Regions from separate parts of the Homo sapiens genome. Here all the other regions are linked to region 3. The links are chromatin loops, found by intact Hi-C in ENCODE. Cell type or tissue: mammary epithelial cell. All regions are shown on one strand.

Region 1 (8,000 bases), 630 kb before region 3:
AGTCTGAATATTAGGTCCCCATAGTGCAATGACAACCAGAAGTTCATTTCAGCAACATCGTATGTGGAAGAAGTAAAATCAACTCTGGACCTTAAAATTAGCAAATTCTAGAATGCTTCTTTATGTTTAAAGAAAAAAAATCTGTAAGCTTCTGAGTCGAAATGGGGACATCAAGAGCTGTCATATTTAAACCACTCCCAACGTGCTCCTCATTTTGCTTTGATTCACACCATTTAGGAGCCATGTAAACCTAAAAGATCTTACTGCTACCAAGTCCAATTACAGCCCTGATCTCAGTCCATCGGGTACTCTCCAGGCCCAAACACTAGTCACCATGGCAGGGCTCCTCTCTTTTGGGCATGCAAAAGCACATCGATTATTCAGGGAGTGGTCTGTGTCCTGCCCCACCCACGCTGCTTTACTCTTCACTGAGCAAAGGAGCTGCTCTGGTGGAGGGGAGATTGCGAATGGAGTGATGGGGGCCCCTGGGTTCTGGGGGAGACAGGCTGGAGGTGGAGGAAGGACAATTACCTGTTGAAGCATGAGGGCCTGCTGCTGCTGGAGGAGAACCTGGAGCTGCTGAGGGCTCAGCACTTGTTGCTGGAGGATCTGCTGCATTTGCTGGGGAGTGATAACTTGAGGTGTCATCATAGCCACTGACACGGGAACCTAGAATGTTAATGAAGGATAAATAGGAAGCCAGGAAATCAGAAGCACGCAGCCTCCCAGGTTCAGCAGCTGACTGCCATCAGCCTGCTTAAAGAGTTGACCAATTTCCCATGCAACATGTATTTATCCAGAGGGGATGCAGCAACAGATCCTATTTAATCTATCATGGAGTTTATTTTAAAGAAAGAAAAGTAAAATCTTGCAGTACTGATGGGGGTTCCAGGCAGCCTTGCAAGCACACAAAAAGGACAAACTTAATAAATGCTAACTGGAGTTAAGATACGACAGTTCTCAATTGCTTATTGAGAGTGAGTTTTTGGTCAAAACCATCTGTGGGAAGTTAACCCAGACTTGAATTTTGTTTGAGAGAAGACAAATGGTAACCAGCACCTTTGCAGGTGGAGCCCATATGAGCACACTTGCTCTGTGGACAGTGATTTTAAGAACAACCAATCAATGCTTATACTTGCTGGGAAGGGAACCTTGGACACACCTTCCGAACTTAAACACAGACCCTTCGCATGATGCCTTTTACTCTTCCTTATTCACCCAGCACACAGATGTCTCAATTCTTTCATATTATGTGCAATACCATTAAAACCCGCTTTCCATGACATTTCAGTGACAAACAGCTACAGTGATGAACTTGATAGCATTTCATATTTGCAACTGTTAACACGTTTCTGCACGGGCATCTTTGCAAGGAACCTGCACACTGTATCTGAAAGGATGATGTCTTGTTCAGATAAAACACTGACATTAAAATGACAGGCTGTCTTGGCCAAGGTTACACAAATTGTATTCAAGCGGATACCTAATGACAATGCTATGAATTCTGCAAGCTTTCTAGAATGTAATTTAGCTATTCAAAATAATCACTGCACTTGTGTTTAATTTGCAGACTACATGAGACCCATTTTGTCAGTCCCCGTAATGCAAGAAGACTATTTCATGAAAAATCACCCCCCGCCCCAAATAAAAAGATAAGGAAAGAAAAAACAATGAAAGAAAAGACAAAACCTGTATGTCTTCTAACCGTAATATTTAAGCATCTTACTTTTCTTTGGTTTCTAATCAAACATGTGACAGCAAGAAGCTAGAAGCAGTAAAGGATATACTTTGTTAAAAAGGATATGCTGTCATCTCATGTATTACAATAAAAGGTAATAACATGTTTTGCACTTTGCCTGTGTGCTACTTAAAAAAAAAAATCCGGCAGACAATAGCTGATCAGAAGATAAAAGAATTAAAAAATCTTTCAGGGGAGCAGTAAGCAAAAGGCAGAAATGCAGTATTAATTTTATGTAACATAATGTCTTAATATGCAGTTTATCCTGACTTTTTCACATGATTTGTCCTGTCATTTGCATAGCGAGCTCTCATTCCTAATTTCACAGTCATTATGCACTGATGTCCCGATTTCTCAGCATCACTAATTTTGATGAACTAAAAATGGTTCCTGAAGGTCAGATTCATGCACAGCGAATGTTCTCCACTGTTGTTGTGGGCTTGTTTCATGTGTGGGGATGTTGATGTGCCAGTGTCGTGTGTTTGGAAAACACTAGTTAGAACATTCGAAAAATTTCATTAACCCAGCTCTGGAAGGTCATCCATGAATTCTTCCTATTCCAGTGGCCTTTTAAGTGTAGATGTAGATACACTGTAATTTAAAACAGATGGGCATGTCTGAATATTTTCATATGCAAAATGGGACAGATGTATATGAATGGATAAATTACCCTTTTAAAAAGATAATTTGTAGCACGAAATATCACCAACGATTGGAACAGTGAACTCGCATTCAGTTTAGGGCAAACACCAGGAAGACATTATCAAAACATCTAACCATCTACAAATTAATTCCAGTTAGTCTACTTTGTCTTCATACAGAAGAAACTTTTCGGATTTTTAAGTATCTTTTGGGTGCCAATCGGTATCCTTTGAGCTGCTAAAGCCAGCGTATCACAATAGAAGTTTACTTTTCCTTGAGAGTTGCATCATCATACGGGGAGGTTTGATTAAGCAAACAAAAGAACCATGTTTAAGGTTTCTTTTTTCCTCTGCGTTTCTTGGATGATGTACAATATAAATATTCTTGAGCCAAATTCTGATGGTGATGAACAGGAAAACAGACAGGAATAGGGTGGTGTAAAATCTAAACTGGTGATGAACATGAACTTAACAGAGTTAGAGCAGAAATCATGATAGAAATAACCTCCTGGTCATCGTTTTTAAAAGAGCTATAGAAACCTTATACTAGAAAGGGGCACAGGTGAACTTTTGGGGGCGATGGAAATGTCCATATCTCGAGTGAGGTGGTGCTCACACACGTGTATACAATCGTCAAAACTCTTCCAACTAGACACTGAAAATCAGTATATTTGAGCGCACGTAAATCATCCCTCAATAAAACTGATTTTAAAAGTTACATATGTCTCCTAAAATACTTTTTCCCCTTAACTCAGGTAAAACTAGAAGCATCTTCTTAAAGGAGAAACAACATTGTCCCTTAACTGTCAATAATAAAAGGGGGAATCATGGAAAGGACTGACATATACCTGTACAGACAATTTTTAAAGGCTGACATCAAACCAGTGGCTTAAATCTCCTTTTCCCATAATCATTTATTCATTTTTTTGCAGTTACGGAACAGGATAATGAACTTGAGTCTCCCCTTCTTTTTCCTTTTGGACATTTTGATGGAGGTGCTGATGAGTAATAATATGCTTTACAGCAGCAGGCACTGCCAAAGGAGGGAAGGAAGCAAGAGGCCTGAGTAATCCTCCAAACGGGCTGATCACTTCTGAATAATCAGAAGTGGGCTATTATATCCTGATGGCCTTAACTTCGCTTTTACTATCTGAAACCACGTTTTCATGCCAGTTAGCTCTGGGCCTCCAAAGTGGGCTCCAGCTTCATTTACAAATGTTATAAAACCAAGATTTCCCCAACGTTTCTGTTCTAACATATCATGAAAAGAGGTTATGGAAAAGCTTTAACAAACATATTCAAATAGACCAGAAACTATGGTGGGGTAGAAAAGAAATTAAAAAAAAAAAATCTGAGCAGTTTTTAAGGCTTTAAATAGTTAAGAATTATAGCCTATATATCCACTCCCTTAATTCCCAACGTCCAACTTTTTCATGTAGCTAGTCCCTACTAACACTAGGAATCAAAGGGCATGCAGTACCAGCGAGAGGCTATTACAGCCCACACTTTATTGCCCATTACTACTGAGGTCATTAGCGGCAAGAGTGATTGTAGCAGTCTTAACCTATTGATCACTGTAACTACTATCATTTAATCCTGTGTTGAATGTCTGGAAAGCGGCTAAAGGCACACAAGAGAGAGTGCTTTAGCACTGAGAAATATGGCCAAAGCTTCAAAATTACACTTTGATTCATAAAATCTAGCCAGTGGTTTAAATCAATAGTATTTAAAACAGTCATGTGAGTTTTTAACTACAGCTCTCTAATATTTATGGGCCCCTCTTTAAAAGTATTCAGTAAAAACGAAACTTTTTTTTTTTTTTTTTTTTTTTTTTTTTTTTTTTTCAGATTTCATGCCTTCTACCTTAACCTCCTTGAGATAACAACATTCATTTCTGATGTTTTCTGTGCTACAGGGTTCATGCCTTAACTGGGAGTTCAAGCTAATTCTTGATTTCTTTCTCAAAAGACGATTTAAATATAAGGCAAAAAAAAAAAAAAAATTTCCGATACTGTAACTACCTTAACTGTTTGAGTATATAGAAATGAGTATGTTTTATGAGTTAACAATGAATCATAGAAGGCAATTTATGAAGAACTAGAATGATTCTGTCTAGCTGCCTTCAGGGATCAGAAATTCAAATTAAACTTCTGGCAGACATTTAAAGAATGCTAGCATACAAAACTGAATTTAAAAAAACGCACACAGTTAACACTCCTCAGTGGAGTTTCAAGAGGAAATCATGAATTAAAAAAACACACGGCATGATACACTGTTGACTGATACCAACTGGGTGTGGTCGATCCCAGGTGCACCCAAACCTGCGGGAATGGCAGAAATACAGCTGTGCTTGGGCCATCACAGCTCTGCTAGTATGGGCCTGCTGCTACCTTAATACCAGCAACTGGGAAAACGGTGTTAGCACTAACAACTGCTGCTAAAAGCCCATACACACTGCTGTGTAAATTCTGCCTGATACGGTTTTTTCTTCAAAATGACTCTCTATCATCTGAATGCTGAAAGACTATTAAAATAATATGCCATATTATTTCCTTTAACGCCCAATGGGGAAACGTAGATGATGGGAAGGGAAAAATCTAAAAAGCAAACAAACAAATAAAAACACTCAGAGAAACAATACTTATTTCTAATCTAGGAGACAATTGAAGGAATTGGGTGGGAGGGGAGAAGACACAATATAAATACTGAAAATAACATGTTATCATTTTCTTCTCTCTTCAGTTTACACTCCAGTCAACTACAAGTAAATACTACCTAGTACACATACACATAAATTTTGCACGTTGGGTATCATCTCATAATTACTGTGTATACAAATAATAAAAAGAGAAGATAAAAAATGCTAAACACTGTTTCATTTTTATTAATTTGGTTAATAATTTAGAAACTCTTTTTACCCTCTGATCATTCACCACATGTATGTCCCAGGAAATTCACTTCCGTTCTAGCCTTCAGGCTGTATTTGGGTGATAACTGACCAGGTTTGGCAGTGTCACCTGGTTAATCAAATAGCAGGAGCAAAACAAATTAAATTAGAAGGCTCCAGAATGTCACAACAAAACCAAACAGAGAAAATAGCTCCATTAAAAGAGAGAGAGGAGAAAAAAAAAAAAAAACTATGCCAAGTTTTTTATGACCATATACAAGCTAGCCTGTATAGAAGAAAATTAAACATCATCACCTCTGGCCCCCTGTGGAAAACAAGTTTTCATAATTAACAAGTCAATGGATACAACAGATGTATTGGCAAACAGAAAAGTTAGAAAGCTTCTATTTCTCCATGGTATTAAAAAAACAAAACAAAATGAACCAACCAGGTACCATGCAAGTAACTATCATACAGGAAAGAAAACACACTTCTGATATAATATTTCGGTCTTAAAAAAATAAAAAAAAAAAAGCATGCTATTTATGTGGAAAGTAAAATTCTGTTTCATTATGGAATTCTGCTTTTTGTATAACTCCTTTAGGCTTAGCTATTTTGCCACAATACTGTACAAAGCACTAAGGCAGGTAATGGTTATTATATTAATGCAAAATCATCTAGGTAGTCAGTCATTAGCATAACAGTTCTCTCAGTAACAATACAACCAACTATTAAAAATTTTTTTTCAAAAGACCTCTTTAAAATGCAATTAGCATTTCATTTTTTATCATTTTGTTTATTACATTCTATCAAGAAAGGCTATCTTTCTTTCACAAAAAAATTGTAAGGCCAAGGCTCGCCTGCCAATCAGGAGTTATTTCAGGTTATCAACCCTAATAAGCAATCTCCAGCAATGCTCTCCGAGCTCTTCTTTTTGTCTTTAAATTCTAAAAAGTGGCATAAATGCATATTTGTTTACAGCAGAGGTATTAGTGGAACATCAACTGCTCTCCTCTAACATTTCCCAGGCACACAAGGTTACTCCACTAAGTGCCAGTATAATTGTTTTAGCTCTAATAAATATCAGCTTCATTTGCATAAAAATGTAAAGTTTACATAAATTAAATCGCTTCTCCCATTAGCAATTGTTAAATACAGGAAACAATGGAAGCTACACATGAAAATAATCACTCAATAAGCACTGATTCTTTCAACCTAGCAACTATTATTATTATTTAAATCAAGAAAATGCCTTCTCTTTCCTACTTCAACCACTTTCTCCTGTAGCTGGGATGGAAAACAATTTAGGGCATGTGAATTAAACATGCTAATGGCATTTTATATTAACAACAACAACAAAAATCATGTTTAAGTGCTGCAAATGGGAGGAGGGGAGGACTATTCCAAGAAGGTACCCCAGAAAAGATTCTATCCACAGATCTTTAGTTCTTAAAGGGAAAAGGAAGAGGCCTTGGCTAAATAAGTTCTCTTAAATTGAAGTATTACTCAAAAATAATGAAAGAGACAGCAACTGTTTCCATCCTACCTGAGACACATACATGATTAAAATAAATAAAAGATAACTTGTGGATACAGTTTTAGATCAACAGTTACTGTTAAATGAAGAAAAACATAATGTCTATCTTCTGTCTAAAGAAGATTTTTCTAACACTAAGAATTAAATTTGTAGCTCTGCTTTCTCATGATTTAATCAGCATAGAAAATTTCATAGGGAGCTTAACTGCAAATATGTATTTTTTTTCCCATATTACTGAAAGGGAGAAGGGACTATAATTGAATTTCAACACATAGGTAGGCCAAAATTAGACCATTTCCGAAGTTTTATAAGGCCTTACTTAGGGTGCAATCACTCTTTAGAAAGAATTACAACTCAACTTTCTCAAATTGTAGTTTCTCATGCCTATTTCCAACACCTTCACCTTATACATCACAGTTAAGCTAAAGGGTGCAAATGAGATTCTAATGAGAAAACATCACTTGCTTCTTTGACAATCTCACCATTCACTGATTTATTTATAATGAAGACAAAGCCCAACCAAAAGCTTCCCATAAGTTAAAGGTCAAAATATGTTCAAAAATGCCTAGTAAAATCAAGGCAAATGGGAAACCCGTGCAGACCCGCCTCATGAAGTGGTGTGACAATTAGAGTAATTGTACAAAAAGCCATCTTCAGGAAAAAGTAAAAGAAATTAAGCTGCCACAACTGTAACAGGTTAGATGAAAAAAATCAAAATTTAATGTATTCTCCCCTGTGTCATCTTGTTTTGTCAAGACATCAAATAGAATTGGGAAGTACAAAATAACAAGCCCTTGAGAAATCACAGAAGCCGACCTTTTTGATGTTGTTGATTTACCTTGTTCTCAGTTATTTGAACAATGATGTTTCAGATTTAAGGGCAAGATAAAGCTTAGAAATTAAAACATGATACCAAGGTATTCTAAAAAGCTCACCATAACATTTAGCCTGCATCTTCATTGATTAGTTGCTTTTAACCGGATTTGAAAATGAGGCACAATGTATGTGTTCAGTATTCATTTTTCTCATTCGAAATTAATTTCTCCTCAAACAACTCACAGGTTGGAAGAGGGACTCAATGAAGAGCATTCCTACAATCCAAAAGTAGAGGCCCAGATTAGCTCTTCTCAGATAATTCAAGTCTCCACAATCTGCAAAGGCTTGTTTAGCTAAGAGATACCTGAGTTTTCTTTTTTA
Region 2 (8,000 bases), 370 kb before region 3:
TTCTACTGTAAAAGGTGAAGATCACTGAAAAGTTTTAAAATATTTTCACAAACAAACCAACAAACCCAAAACTCATTTCAAACATTATTATGGCATAACATGGAGAAAAGGCAAACAAAATAAAAAGATACCCAAAGACCCAGAGAATAAAACACAGGTTCTCTAAGCGGGGTGCCCACAGAAACTGAAGACGCTGATTTTGTCCACCCTTTTGCCTTGAAATGACCTTCCAAATAAGGTGTTAGATAACCCAGGTCCATAGACAATAGTGATCTAACCTTGCTGCAAATAAACCACAAAACAAAATTTAATCAGTATATCACTGTGAGAAAGCTTCTGTCCATCCCCATGGAGCTTCTAATGAATGTTTTGGCAGTTTTGAGGGTAGTTATGCTTCCCAGCTCATCTATATCTCATACTGGTTGAGCAAGCTAATGGAAGTGATGTTAGTGGAATCCAATATTAATGCTCTGTATCATGCAAACCTGGATGCAACTGAATATATTATACAATTATAGGTAGTATCTAATTCCATAGGTATTAGATACTGTACCCTAAATTAATATTTTAATGAGGACAGTGAAATAAAGACGACAATCCAGGTAAGGGATCCATGCATTGCGGCCCAGCTAAGCTCCTTGCTGAAAGAGCGCCGGATTCGGGAGCGAATGGCACAGACACAGGGATTGTGACAAAAATCCGTATGCAAGCTTTAGATGCTGAGTGACACATACTGATGCACAGAGTCAAAGATGTCATCCTCACACAAGCGCCACTCGCTGTAAGCTTGAGAGAAAATGCAGGGGGAAAGATGGGGGGGCGTAGTTGCAGTGAGACCTCCAGAAAATAAACAGGGTGTACAGTTTCAAAGGCTGCAGACACAGACATTTCATTGTTCAAGCCAATTATCAGTGGAAAATAATAACAACAGATGGATTCAGAGTCACTGACTTTTCATATGCACTTCATCTCGGCGGAACAGATGATGAAACGCGAGAGCTATCTCAAAAAGGCAAAACATCTTTCAGTAAAAGAACTCTACAGTCCAGATGGGGACCTTCTAAGGCTGCTGATTATCTTCTTATAATGTTGTAAGATAGACCTACTAAAACATTTCAAGAACTGATCAGATACGATGCGTACAATGGCTTCATTATTGGAAGGAGTCGCCTCAGACTTGTGACTAAACCCGGCAGAGATTTCAATAAGGTTAGGACTGTAAGTTTCCTGTTTTCTCATCAGGGACTGCAGGTTCCAACTAAAACTGGAAATCTGTGCACAACAGGAGAATAAACTGTCGCCCAAGGATCCTACATATTTGCTCTTCTCTGATTTGAGCAAAGGAAAAAAAAATAAACTGGAACTGTAAAAAGGACATTAAATTATTATGAAGCATTCTACCACAATGTGTGTGTGTGTGTGTGTGTGTGTGTGTGTGTGTGTGTGTGTGTGTGTGTGTGTGTGGGTGAGGGGGGACAGCTCCAAAGCAACTCTTTATTAAAAGCATTCGGTGATAAAATATCACCCCTTACATGCATTAGAACATCTTAAATATCCCTTGCCACTGGTGACTGCAAAATAGAATTTCCTTTTAGTAGGGAATAAATATAAATTTCAATGGTGGTGTAACAGCAATTCTACCAAATGTCAACGAAAACTCACCAACCTACCCTAACCCACTCTCACTCAACTTACTACCAAGTTACGCTTGCTGATAAAACACAAGAGGTTAACCACAACCTGAGGGCTTGCTGTAAGTAATGGAAAAAGTTAAATCTCTAATCAGATAGGCCTCATCCTTACTGGAATAACAATGTATCTGTTCCATGTGTCTGTCTCCTCATCTATCCATCTCGATCCATCCATCCATCACCAATTGCACATTCATAATTTTGCAAAAATTCTTTCCCTGAATTAATATAAAATATGGTCGAAATCACTGCGCTAAGAAAAAAGAAAAGCTGATTCTCTCAACTATTTACTAACATACTTAACATTTAAAAAATATTTTTATGAACACACTGTTGACTTCACAAGTTTATAACGTAATTTTTTTTTTTTTTCTGAGCAAGGCTTTTCTTTCAAAGTACTCTGACAAAAGTAAATTCATAGCAGAACACACAGGCACGAAGAAAATATCGCCAAGGGCAAAATTCTGCAACTGCTTTAAGAAGCAAACAAGAACACAAAAGATGTGTAATACAACCATCTGGCTCTCCTCTTACTATATCAATGCCTCAACCTTATCCCCACCCCCTGAGCCAACCCACACCAATGCCACAAAACCAAATGGCTTCACTTATGTTTCCTGCACAGCAAATTTACACAATGCAGTTAGAATGCAAAAGTTGATTTTGACACACAAACTAGCATCTTTTGAATTTTCCCCACTTCAATGATTTTGTTGTCGTTATCTGTTCAGAGTGGGACTTCTTTGAAAGACCACCAAGAACCTCACCATGATAAAAATGTTCTCACATGGACATATCTGTTCAGCCTCAAGAGAAGTCTCCCTGAAAACCTTAATCTCTGCCATCTTGTGCTTTCTGTTATCATCAGACTTTAGATGTGGACATAAAAAAAAATCCTAAGCTTATTCCAATTAGAACTTTTACTTTTGGGGGGCACTAAATGGTGGGTTGTTTCCCCAACTTATGATTTGAAATGACTGCACTAATTTTTAATTACCATTCTTGCAAGTCAGCACATTCACTGGAATTTTTCCTTATTCAGCTCAGTCTACAAACATTTACTGAGCAACTACTGTGGTATTAGAAACATGCTGGACAATGGATGATCAGAATCTATTATTTTCCCGTGTGCTAGCAGGACTTGCCTGGTACATGAAACCAGCAACTCTACAGTTTATAAAAAATCTTCCACATGCAGGCAGGCTGAAGCATTTTATTTACTTATATACTTATTTTTGAAGGCAGATATAACAGACATTTGAAAGTTATAGCCTGTTTGTGGGGATCTAATTGCTTCCAAAAGGTGGGAATGAATACTTTTCATGGAAATCTCAGTTTGGGTAAAACCAATAAAGCATCATAAATGATTCTCACCAAAGGGCAACAATGTAAAAAATAACTGAAAAAAAATTTCTTCACAGGCAAACTCTACTCTTTGCTTTTCTGCAGGGGCATGCTGGAGGCAGACGTTCTCTATCAGGCAAGAGTTCTCAGTCAGAATTAAGGTCTGCCAGGCAGAGGGCCACGTCTGGTTTACTTCTGTTTTCTCACTGTTGCTGGTCTTCCCCGATTCCTGCCTCCCTCTCCATGTTCCGGGATGAGACTTTGACTGGTTTCTCAAGGGGCTAACTTTTGGTTCTCTTCTGGGCGTTTCTGCCCAGAGTCCCCTGGTTTGGACAGCAGCGATCGTCTGTAGGACACACACAGTGAATCCAGCCACCGGATGAGGAATTCTGCTAATTGTTTAAGCCTGCACTAGTGTCTGGCCACCAGTTGGCAGACACAACTCATGGCTGCCTACCAGGCCTAGGTTAACACAGCTGGAGCCAGATGACAGGCTCTCAAAGATATTCCTCTCATGGCCACATCTGGCTCTTGGCGGTTCCCACTGCAGCTGAACTGATTCTGTTTGGTTGTTCTGGGCAAAAAGTTTAGGCAACAGATAAGTCGTATTAATTTCAGTTTATGACAAAAATATCAGAACATATACTCCATGAAGGCAGGGATTTTATCTGATTTGCATCCCCCTCCCACTTTTTTTTGTTTGTTTGTTTTTTGTTTTTGAGACATGGTCTCACTCTGTTGCCCAAGCTGGAGTGCAGTGCAGTGGCACGATCATGACTCACTGCAGCCTGGAACTAACTACTAGACTCAAGCGGTTCTCCCACCTCAGCCTCCTGAGTAGCTGGGTCTAGAGGCACGTGCCACCATGCCTCACTAGTTTTTTCAATTTTTTGTAGGGACAAGGTCTCACTATGTTGCCCAGGCTGGTGTCGAATTCCTGGGTTCAAGTGATCATCCTGCCTTTGCCTCCCAAAGTGCTGGGATTACAGGCATGAGCCAGTGTGCAGGCCTCTTGCTTGCTGTATCCCAGTACAGAGCAGTGGCTACGCAGGGTAGGTGTTCAGTAAATACAGAATGAGTGAATAACACTAATCAGTGTATGAGTGGAACAAAAACATTCCTGTATCTTACTCCAGCTACTCTGTTCCTACTGTTGTACGTAAAATGGCTAGCATGCTCGTGCACACAGAGAAGTCCTTGAATGGCTCTACAGCTAGATTTTATTATGGACACGCTCATCTCAAGAATGAACCCATGTACATTGTCAGTATAGCTGGAAAGACCTCCAACAATCCTTCCCTTCAAACTACCCAGTCTCCCAGAATTACCCACATCCCAACTTTATTAGTCCTTAAACTGAGAAACTTGGCAGCTCTGTGCCCACAGGGCCTGAGAGTGATCTCAAAGTAGAAACTTACCTTTTGGCCACCACCAAAGTGGGAAATGATGAGGCAACTTTTCCTGGCACCTTTCCATCCCATTTCCTTTCCCATGCCTCTCTTCCTAAATTCCCTGATATCTGCAGATCCCAGCTCCCTTCTACACTCAACTATGACCCAAGGCGAGGCTTCCCCAAAGCTCACCACCTCTCTAGCTCCCATTAGAAACACATTTAGAAAAGCCTACGTAATTTAAAACCAGGCGGGGCCCTCCCTCTTGGCTCCTTCACTAGAAAGAAGCCCAACTTACAGGCTGTTATGTTAATAATAACTATAAAGCTCCCCTGAGTCCACCAAGGGCTTGCTAAAGGTGAAGGGACACTTAATGGAAGCCTGGCAAGGGTGTACGCATATGCTGCTTCTTTCCCAAAAAGAACGTTAACACTCCTAAAACAAGAACGGCTGAACAAGGCAGATGAGTTCAACAAGCTCAGCATCTGGACTTCAGCGAAAGAAAGGTAATCAAGTGTGCTAGAGGAAGCTGTTGCTGAACTCATCTCCTTTTCTATCATATAAGGCAGCAGGGTGGAGGTATAGATAATTTTTTTAAGCTAAGTATAAGTTTCTGAAAAGAGTACTGTGTTCACTACGAAGAATTCAGGCTTCAAGCTCCCCTTGGAAGGAGCTGCTTACTTCATTAAAGGTGGACCAGAAAGATGAACTCCTAAAATGCCTCTCCTTCCCTGCTTCTGCTATTTGAAATTACTTTAAAAATGAGAGAATAAGCTAGGCTCAGTGGCTCACACCTGCAATGCCAGCTATTAAGGAGGGTGAGGCAGGACGATTGCTTGAGCCCAGGAATTCAAGGCTGCAGTGAGCTAGCATGGTGCTGCCGCACAATAGCCTGGGCAATAAAGTGAGACACTGTTTAATAATGGGGGAATAGGCCAGGCACGGTGGCTCATACCTGTAAATCCAGCACTCTGGGAGGCCAAGGCAGGTGATCACACTTGAGGTCAGGAGTTCGAGGCCAGCCTGGCCAACACGGTGAAACCTTATCTCTACCAAAAAATACAAAAAAAAATTAGCTGGGCATGGTGGTGCTTGCCTGTAGTCCCAGGTACTCAGGAGGCTGAGGTGGAAGAATTGTTTGAACCAGGCAGGAAGAGGTTGCAGTGAGCTGAGATCGTGCCACTGCACTCCAGCCTGGGTGACAGAGTGAAACCCTGTCTCAAAAATAATAAAATAAAATAAGGGAATGTCTTTGTACAATTGCACAATCACAATGAAACTTTAATTCTTTTTTTTTTTTTTTTTTTTGAGATGGAGTCTCGCTGTGCCACCCACACTGGAGTGCAGTGGCGCAATCTCGGCTCACTGCAAGCTCCGCCTCCCGGATTCATGCCATTCTCCTGCCTCAGCCTCCCGAGTAGCTAGGAATACAGGCGCCCGCCACCACGCCCAGCTAATTTTTGGTATTTTTAGTAGAGACGGGGTTTCACTGTGTTAGCCAGGATGGTCTCGATCTCCTGACCTCATGATCCGTCCGCCTCTGCCTCCCAAAGTGCTGGGATTACAGGCGTGAGCCACTGCGCCCGGCCAAGCTAATTATTTAAAAAGCAGTACAACAGGCTGCAAGTGATTGTTATCTACCTATTCATTGGCTGAAAACAGGCTATCAAAAACAACAAAAACAAACAAGTTTTGAAAGTTAGGAAAGAATTTTTATAAAGGCAAGGCTGAGGTTGTACAGATCGAGTATCTGCATTTCTTTTTCTTTTTTTTTTTGAGACAGTCTCGCACTCTCGCCCAGGCTGGAGTGCAGTGGCGCTATCTCTGCTCACTGCAAGCTCCGCCTCCCGGGTTCCCGCCATTCTCCTGCCTCAGCCTCCCGATTAGCTGGGACTACAGGCACCAGCCACCATGCCCGGCTAATTTTTTGTATTTTTAGTAGAGACGGGGTTTCACCGTGTTAGCCAGGATGGTCTCGATCTCCTGACCTCGTGATCCGCCCACCTCGGCCTCCCAAAGTGCTGGGATTACAGGCATGAGCCACCGTGCCCGGTCGAGTATCTGTATTTCTTAATGCATCCTTGGGCTGCCTCACCTAAAACTAAGTATTACAGAATATAGTACTATACAGTATACTTTAGACTAGAATAGTTCAGAATTTACAAGCATGGATTCAAGTGCCCAAGTTCTTATTAGCTCTGGTGCTGACTGACCTTGTGAGCTTAGGCAAATTGCCTAAGCTCTCTGTCCCTCAGTGTTCTCATCCATAAAATGGGCTTCATTACAGTGCATTATTTGCTTTTGTAGAATAAATGCATTGACATGTCATAAGTACTTAGAATAGTGTATGGCACAAAGTGAATGCTCAAAGAAATGATGGCTGCCGTTATTACGATCAGGGATGATATAACTTAAATAAATCTAAAACATCCTACACCTCATTTCTACCATCTCTACAAGTTCTTAAAAATAGCTGGCTGGCCAGGCATGGTGGCACATGCCTGTAATCCCAGAACTTTAGGAGGCTGAGGTGGGCGGATCTCAAGGTCAGGAGATTGAGACCATCCTGGCCATCATGGTGAAACCCATCTCTACTAAAAGTACAAAAATTAGCTGGGTGTGGTGGCGGGAGCCTGTAATCCCAGCTACTCGGGAGGCTGAGACAGGAGAATCACTTGAACCCGGGAGGTGGAGATTGCAGTGAGCCGAGATAATGACACTGCACTCCAGCCTGGTGACAGAGTAAGACTCCGTCTAAAAAATATATATATATATATATATATCTGGCTGTCTGCCATGCTACAGGCTGGAAAAATAAAAGAGAATGTATATCAGATTTTAAACTTCTTAAGAACATAGTGCTAAAATAAAATCAAAGTACTTATTTTTTCCCCTCAATAGTAGTTGGAGAATTGTAGGTATAAGATTGGGGTCTCACCTACCTCAGTGGAGGCAAGTCATTAGTTACAAAAAAGCTACAAGCCAAAGTTAGCCTTGGGGCTGCCTGTCCCACCAACTACCAAAAAAGACTTTGGGGAGATGTTCAAAGAAGGAAAGAGGAGAATCCAGCCTGGAACCAAAAGGCATTGAAACACATTTTCTTGTACTTTTCAAGTCTGTGCATATAGATTCTGTTACTGATTTAGGATCTTAAACAGTTTGTTTATTTTTTAAATGCCTTTCAGCTCACCTTTAATAACATGTTTCTTTGACTTGGCTGAACTGTGCCTCAGAAGAATTACAAGCGGGAATAAGGCTGGGATAAGGCTGGGTAAAAGGTTCAGTGAACTAATCCACACCTGGTCCATGTAAAAAAAAAAAAAAAAAAAAAAAAAAAAGAAAGAAAGAAAAAGAAAAGAAAAAGCTCATATTTTCCATATAGAAACAAGCCCCTTTATATGAACCAGCCTTTTATTTAATTGCTAAGGCACTTTCCACACCGTACAACCTTTCATGTCCTTCTTCACTTGGGTGGGGAAAAGGCACAGAACCACTTTCCAGCCACACCAGGGCGCTTTATCAGCAACAGAAATTAATACTCCTATTAATAATGATAGCAAGCACAAACCTGATT
Region 3 (8,000 bases):
GGAGGATGAAAATGACATTTCTATACTATAAGAACCTCAATACAGAATGAGAATTAGTAGCAACAGATTACAAAAGATCTCAAAATAAAGTTCTACAAACTAACACTTAAACAAACCCTGTGAACTACTACCCTGAAAAATGAAGAAGCACAAATTCATAGCAATATAGTCCCAAATTAGAAAATTGCAAAACAGTCTAAACATTTGCACTAAACACATAAATCACTACCTTTTCAAGTAAGAAAAGTATAGTCTAGTCTTACCTTATTGCTGCAAAAGGCTGGAATAAAAAATACTGACTTATAGAAGCAACTTTCACATGTATCTGAACATCAAACACAACACACAATATAAAATCAAAAATAACTAGAACAGAAAAGTTTTCAGTCTGACCTTAAAAATACTGAGCAAATCACTAGATGAAGCCAGATCAAAAGGAAGGGCATTACACCAGCTTGTAGCCAGATGTGAAAGGGTCCCCAACTGCACAGGGCACAGATGGTATAAAATAGGGGGGTGGGGGCACAAGCAGATCCAAAACATAATCAAACAAACCTGGTTCAACTTACACAGGTAAGACTATTCTAAAGAATTAATAACTTTCAATGTAAGATTTTAAATTTGGGACAAATAATGTTAGCTGTCTCAAGCTAAAGTATGCTCACTAGTTTAAATTTTGAAATTCTTTTATATAATCATTGAAATAAATTCTCCATGAGAATATATTCAAAGTCATGGTGACTTGTTTTAAATGAATACTGAAAAGACAGTGTTAAAACTTAAAAACAAAAACAATGGTTGTAAGCCACATTATCTGATTAAAGTCTGAGAACTTTGGGGAGAATTTAATGTATATCCACAGCATCAATACCTCTATTTGAAAACAGAAACACTGTAAGTTTATTAAAATGTTCAAAGTCCTTTAATATTCACCATTCATCATGTAATGTAAAGTGCTAAAATTAAAATTTTCACCCTAAGCCTTCATTAAAAGTTGCTTATTTGTATGTGAAAAGATGAGAGGTAGCATAAATTTTCTATAGAAAACTCAGAAACACTCAATTTACTTCATGTTCAGTTCTATAATGCAAAGTTGACACTTTAATAGATCCGAAATAAACATCTGTTCCAAAATAAAAGTTCAAGAAAAATTATCTGACTTCGATATTAGAAATTGAAATTTTCATAAAGAAATCTTGCATTTCACTAAATGAGTTGGTAACTTTTTTCAGGCAGCAACCAAAACAAAAACATTTAACACAGATTCCTTCAATCTCATGATTTCTGAAGGACACAAAAGCATAGAATATCCAAAAGCTATTGTATTGGATATTCTAATAAGGTACACTCAAGACACACATATACAATGGAACTCTGAATTTCAGTAGCAATGATGAACAAAAAAATACTGACTTTGCAATGACTTTTGCTTATCACTCACATCGTTTAGGGAATACTTATTTGATTTTTTTGACATTTCTATGTATTAAAGGATCTCTCCAGTTTAGTAACAGCTTTGCTAAGCTACGTTTTGAAAGTGACAATTAATTTTAGTGGAAATTCATTCCCAGGCTACTTTGATAGTCATTTGAACAGTTTTGTGTTATTTTACATGCAATTTTATAGCTCTATAACGTTCATTTAATCTTGTTCAATGATGCTGAACCCCAGATGCCATAAGACATTATAGAAAAGTAGTTACTGCACATATGGAGTAACTACTTTTCTGAACACTAATTTCTTTTCTCTTAACAGACTGAAATGGTATTTAGAAAAGAGAAAAACCACCACTCTGTATTAAAGGCTTTATATTATGGACTTCCAGGGATGGGCTCCCATGACTGCTGTGGTCCCAGCCATAAAGTTCTTATTCACGAGCATCATCTACTCAAGTCTCAGTATTAATGGTTTTCTCCAGCCTTCATAAGATTGTTGGTATCATACATTGGAATCAGGTCACCTGACAGAGCTTAGGGTTGGGAGGCTTTCCTCATTTGTCATATGTGGGAGTTGGATAAAATCAGGGGTTCTCCAAGAGCGATCTGAGCACCATCAGCATTAGAATCACTAGGGCACTTGTTAAAAATGCAGATATCCTCCCAGATTTCTAGTGCTGGGGTCAAGAAATGTGAATAATAAGTAAGTATCTGAGTGATTTTGCTGCATGCTAAGGGGTGAGAAGCACTGGTAGATGATCTCAAAGGTCCCTTCCACTCTAAAATTCTAAGAGTCCCTGAATGTTCTTTTAAAAATGGATTTATGTCAGCAACATGAAAGAATTTCTAGAACACAAGACAGTGACTTTTGGCCTGAGTGGGCCAATCTGAATAAGTATTCTTAGATTTGGATGTATATGTAAAAATAATAGAAAATAAAATCAGAACAGTATAATCTGACATGAAAGGAATCTATTTGGGATTTCTTCTTGGGAGAAGTAGAGGGGCAACCCACTCTAATTGCTATAAATGACCACAGGTTCAAAGGGACTTTTCGTTGCCTCTCAGTCCCTATTTTTTCCCACTTCACCCTCTGACTCCTCCCAGCTGTTGAGATCCAGGCTTTTTACAATCCTGAGTCACCAAACTCTTGAGTAATTTTAACTGATCTCAATATATTCTTTTCAGAAGTGAACAATTCACAGGCAGTCCTCTACTTTCACTTGTAATGAGTAAAATCTCACAGAAACATACAATGTAGGAAAGGTGAAGGGTAGAATTACATTTTTAAAAGGAAGTTCCATATTCAGAGTGCTAAAAAAAATCAACTCCTAATTTTCTCTCTTTGGGCATAATATTTGATGAAATATTTTCCATATCTCCTATATGTGAGTTTATTTTATTCTTTTTCTTCCCAATCACTTATAAGGCCAATGAGAGCCTAGGATTTGAGATATTTTAAGCACATCTGGAGCGATCTAGCTTTGACACATTTTTATTAGGTGCATGAAAACTAAATGTCTTATTGCCAAGTATCATTTTTACATTTTCTCGTCAAATTTTTATAAAAGCTTAAGAGCAAAATGCAGTAGGATCTTAAAAAAATTCTACAAACATAGCTGGATAAATTCTGCTGCTGAGCCAGAACTGTTGGCTGGAAGGCAGCGCCACCATGCGATCGTTCCAAAGGCTGTCAGTTTTGTCTAAAGACACAAGCTGGGATCCTCTAAGAGTTGGGCAACTAATAGCAAAAGCCCACTTCCTGTCATAGGAAGGTTATTTTCAAACTCCAAACCCCAGCACCACTTCTGTCTCTGAGAGGGAGAGGGAGAGAAGGAGGAGCTGTTTACAAACAGGATGTCTGATTACGGAGTTACACCAGTGGCCAGATTGGATCAGATATTTAATGCTTGATTAGGGTGGCTAGTGGGCAGGTTAAGGCTGGCAGATTCTGAGTACTCTCCATTTAAGGACGCCTGCACCGGGATACAACTTGCCGACTTCAATACCCAGCTCTGTGGCTGGCTAGCCCTACGTCTTTAACAAGGGACAAGTTCGGCCAAGGCTCAGTTGGTGGATTGTATATTATGTCTATAGGACCCAATTATACCTAAAGTTTCTAAGCTATAAAGTCTTGTGACTGTGTGCATGGTGTAGACATGGGCTAAACTCAAGAAGAGGGGTGAGAAAGAGTCATCTTAATCTTTAATTTAAAGTTTATTAGAGTTGTGGTTTCCTTTTCATGTTTTTGCTTCATAAAGTGTACCACGAATCTAACAGCAATATTATATTAAATGTACATGTTTGCAGTAAATTACACCCTCATTTAAGAAATGTGGAAAAGTTGGGGGGAAAGAGGAAATCTTAAAACTGAGTTAAGTCAGCAGTTCAGCAAGTGCTTACGAAAGACAGTCAAAATATAGGCAAGTTACTTTAAATGGGTATTATTTGTCCTTACTTTCCCAATGTAGGCAAGTGCCTGTGATATAACAATTTAGGGAATAATGGGAGAATAAAAAGCATATTAGTTTCAATCAGATTTCCTGGCATATATCACAGACCCTAAGGAATTACAAAGACAAAAAAGCAAGCTCTTTGGTTTCTGCATGGTTCTTTGCAGACTACAAGGCTGCCCCTGCAAGCACTTGGATGAAAAGACCGGGATTCTACTGGAAGTTTGCACTTTCCCCACATCAGCCAAGATGGGTAAACTGCCTTAACACAAAAGTCACATGCCCCACAAAATATTTCCTTCTATCTCAAAACAGTATTAGCTTCTTTAATCTAAGAAGGTAATGAGAGGTTTTTAAACTGATTAAATCAGCTTAGTTCATACAAAGTCTATTATGATTAAATATTCAATTAAAACAATTTCCAAACCAAAATCTGACAAAATCCTCTCTGAAAGTAATTTAGATGATAGGTTTTTAACATTAGGCAAATTAAATCCTTCTCACAGTTGGTATTTTCTAAAGGGTCAGAAACAGTTGCAGAAGTTCACTGGGGCAAAAATCTACTTTGTGTGCTAGTCATGTTCCATGATCATAAACAGAAACTAGAAATATTAACGTGAGCCTAACATTCCTATTTATTTTTACTTCAAAGGCTACATACATGCAAAAGTTGAACATGTCATCACAAATGCTTTAAATAAAGTTCAAAAAATAAAAATACTTCAAAATCCATTTACTTATGGAAATATACATGACAATTAGAGTGAAGTCAATTATATCCTTTTTTCAATCAGAAAAATACTTATATTATAAAAAAGTTTTAATTCATGTCCAGAATAATTTTTTAAAATTCTTGAGTCATAATTTTAAAACAAGTTGAATGTTAGTACAATGTTTGGAGAAACAAGTCCTAGGCTTTTGCTAACTGGATCTGATATTCTTATACTTCATTTTGAAATCACTAAGGAAACTCAAGTTTAGGGAAAAAAAAAAAGCATTTTAAGAAACCTATGATGGTAAGTATTATGGCTGAGGTGGTTACTAACCAAGTGAAGGGCACAACTTCCATAAGCAGATAATGTTCAAAGTCCTTTAAAATGTTTGAATGGAGAATTTTATCTACAAACACATAGTGGAGGCTTAAAGTAGCCTCAAGTCTCTCTGCTGGTCAACACTGCAAGAGGAATTAAAAATCCCAGGTACAGTGAAGTTCTGAGTGCACTGCCCTTTTGAAAAATGTGTGAGCAGGCACTAGCTCCCGTGACTCCAAAGCCGACTGGGGGAAGTGTCTTCAGATGGCCCTGCCCTTTATCAGGCAAAAGCAGCCAAAGGCTTGGCAAAGTCAGGAGAGGGAAATCAGCGTATTCTGAGCTAGTCTCCATGGTCCAGAGGATGACCATTTCCTTCTAATAAAACCAATATTTCTTTGGTAGCATAATACAATATATATCAACAATCCCAATAATTCATATGAGCAGAATGCACTCAAAGTTCAACTTTGTAAATGTTCACATGCATCCTGGAAATGAGATTTAACTTCCTGCACCTACATGAAAAAGGGTGGGGACAGCTGCCCAGGCTGGAGGACTACTGATGATGAGAAATGACACACAATGTGAGCAGGGAAAGGGATCATTTAACAAAATGTGTTAGCGTTGACTGGGAAAGAAAGCCCTAAGTGGGTAAACACACCCGAACTTTGCAAGGAGCTTAATTCAAACAATTAAAATATCACCTTCTCTTTAAATCAGAAACATCAGGTTTCCTATTGGAAGAAATCCCTTGCTACCACTCTAAGCCTTTGGTTGAAAAGGCCAAATTAAAATTCGGGTTAGAAATGTTTCCACAGAGGGTCCAAAGACTTAGAGCTTGATTTATATCCTGATACTGAATTGTGATTATAGTTTTCATGTTATGCAATCCAACTATTATTTTCCTTTTATCACTAAAAAAAAATGTTTTAAAAAGGAAAATTAAAGATTTGTGTGCTGTCAGTGCAAAATCACATTAAGTATGGTTTTTCTTTTCCCTGGGACAGAAAAAAACAATGCCCAGCTCACAGTACATAGGAATGTGTCACAACAAATAATCAGAAGACAGATTTCTCCAAGCTAGTGTTCCTCCTTGTACAGTGTGGTATTCAAAAGCAGTATTGTCACGATTATGCATATTCTCATTAACTAGGTACAGCAGAGCTACTTAAAGGGAAACCCATTTCTTGTGCCTCAATGAAAGGGGAGTGTAGAAAACAATAATTAGGCTGAATAAGGAATTTTAAACGGCAAAAAAAAAAAAAAATCAGAGTGAAAAGAACAGAGAATTTAGAAAGCCAAAAAAAAAGTTTTTTGTGTGTGTTTTTTTTAAAAAGCAAGTAATGTGACGGTAGAAACCCACACAATCTCCCCCCACCCCACCTGCCACTTTGAGTCCTAATTGCCCATCTGCAAGGACAGAAACCCACTCTAAATTGACCAGCATCGGCTTCGGCAAGTCTTCTCTTCACTCTCCCTCCTGTTAAGACCGTTTCCAAAACCAATCAGCAAAGGACAAAGAATTCTTTACAGAGTGCAATTAGTGTTTTCCACGTCCACCTTCAAAAGCATGATGCTCTTCATGGGCTAAAGGACAGAAAAAAAACAAAAAAGAAAAAAAGGAAAGAAAACTTTAAGCAAAGGATGGGCCAACCCTCCTCTAGGCATCTCATTCAGCTTCCCCAAATGTTGGCAAGAACTCAAACACCTTATTTATTTATTTATTTTTTTGCCAGTAACTGTTAGCTAAGGCGTGCATTTCCTGAGAAACGTAATAATGAAAATTAAAACAAGGAATAAACAAGCAATGGGCATGCTGCCTGTTTCTTCTTGCTGTGCCTGGGAGGATGAGTCATCTCAGCAAGCCGATGAAGAGAGTATGTTGGGCTGCAAGCAAATGCCGCAGGGGAAAATGTGCCCCACAAAATGCATTGCAGGGGGTGGGGAGAGGGGGTGCCTGACACAACCCAAGACAGAGCCGCTTACAAGCCTATCTTTAAAAATAAACTAAAAATAAAACAAAACAAAGAACCACACCAGGGTGACAGCAATTATATCTAGGTGCCCCTGCTCCCTACCTCTCAACACTCTCCATGGGAAATGAAGTTTCATAAAATTGCTAAGTTTTATTTTTCCAAATCAAGTTTCCCCCTGCCAATAGATATTCAGACCTATCATCTGGCTTGCAAAATTACTAATTTTAATTAGGAACTCTAGAATATATATATATTTTTTTGAGACGTAGTTTTGCTCTGTAGCCCAGGCTGGAGTGCAGTGGCGCAATCTTGGCTCACTGCAACCTCCTCTGCCTCCCAGGTTCAAGCAATTCTCCAGCCTCAGCCTCTGGAGTAGCTGGGATACAGGCGTGTGCCACCACGTCCAGCTAATTTTTGTATTTTTGGTAGAGATGGGGGTCTCACCATGTTGGACAGGCTGGTCTGGAACTCCTGACCTCAAGTGAACCACCTGCCTCAGCCTCCCAAAGTAGTGGGATTATAGGCGTGAGCCACCAGGCCCAGCCGGAACTCAGGAATTTAAAAAAATTATGCTACCAAAAATATTTTCAAACACTTAACGTTTTTTAAAGTAGAAGATGCCACAGGGAGACCTACGAAATACATAACATTTTCTCTAAGGCAAAAGACTGAGTGTGACAATCTACCTCCCGGATCTGGTTAACCATTACCAGGAAGCAACGTCTGATAAAGGTGGGGTGATTCAGGACTCTGGGTGCTTTGATCCCCAACACGCTACCCACACTTAGCAGTGAATGGGGTTCTAGGGAGGCAGATGGGCTGGCCCATTTCACCTTTTAAGCCCCTTCCAGTTCTGTTTTATTTTTCTTTTTGTTTTTTAAGACTGGGTCTTGCTGCTCTGTCACCCAGGTTGGAGTGCAGTAGCATCATGCTACTCGGCTCACTGCAGCCTTGACTTCCCGGGCTCAAGCAATCCTCTCACTTCAGTCTCCTGAGTAGCTGGGATTACAGGTATGTGCCACCATGCCCGGCTAACTTTTGTCTTTTTGATTGATAGAGACAGGGTTTTGCCATGTTGCCCAGGCTGGTCTCGAACTCCTGAGC

Evidence for each region. Peaks named below come from ENCODE experiments on the same cell type or tissue, not always from the same donor. Only the 100,000 strongest peaks of a DNase experiment are listed, where the experiment ranks them.
Region 1: it touches region 3 in a loop (2.2-fold over the local background); 2 of 110 quality-filtered maps call a loop at or near these places.
Region 2: it touches region 3 in a loop (5-fold over the local background); 3 of 110 quality-filtered maps call a loop at or near these places.

Annotation. Positions count from the first base shown.
Region 1 is chr3:71,053,105-71,061,104 of GRCh38, forward strand. It overlaps FOXP1 (forkhead box P1), which reads right to left. Exons shown (of 21, transcript NM_001349338.3): 8 at 532-669. Among named protein-coding and RNA genes, the nearest start is that of FOXP1-AS1, 230 kb to the right of the region's middle. In mammary epithelial cell, no CTCF peak of the experiment used is centred here; DNase peaks (open chromatin) are centred at 3,417 and 4,657; H3K4me3 peaks cover 168 bases; H3K27ac peaks cover 5,516 bases.
Region 2 is chr3:71,307,344-71,315,343 of GRCh38, forward strand. The region is part of intron 4 of FOXP1 (forkhead box P1); the gene reads right to left. Among named protein-coding and RNA genes, the nearest start is that of FOXP1-AS1, 22 kb to the left of the region's middle. In mammary epithelial cell, a CTCF peak has its summit at 3,452 (motif pointing right); no DNase peak of the experiment used is centred here.
Region 3 is chr3:71,678,222-71,686,221 of GRCh38, forward strand. It overlaps EIF4E3 (eukaryotic translation initiation factor 4E family member 3), which reads right to left. Exons shown (of 7, transcript NM_001134651.2): 7 at 1-6,507. The coding sequence ends at 6,461. Among named protein-coding and RNA genes, the nearest start is that of EIF4E3, 43 kb to the right of the region's middle. In mammary epithelial cell, a CTCF peak has its summit at 3,102; DNase peaks (open chromatin) are centred at 2,560, 3,280 and 6,750; H3K4me3 peaks cover 360 bases; H3K27ac peaks cover 2,111 bases.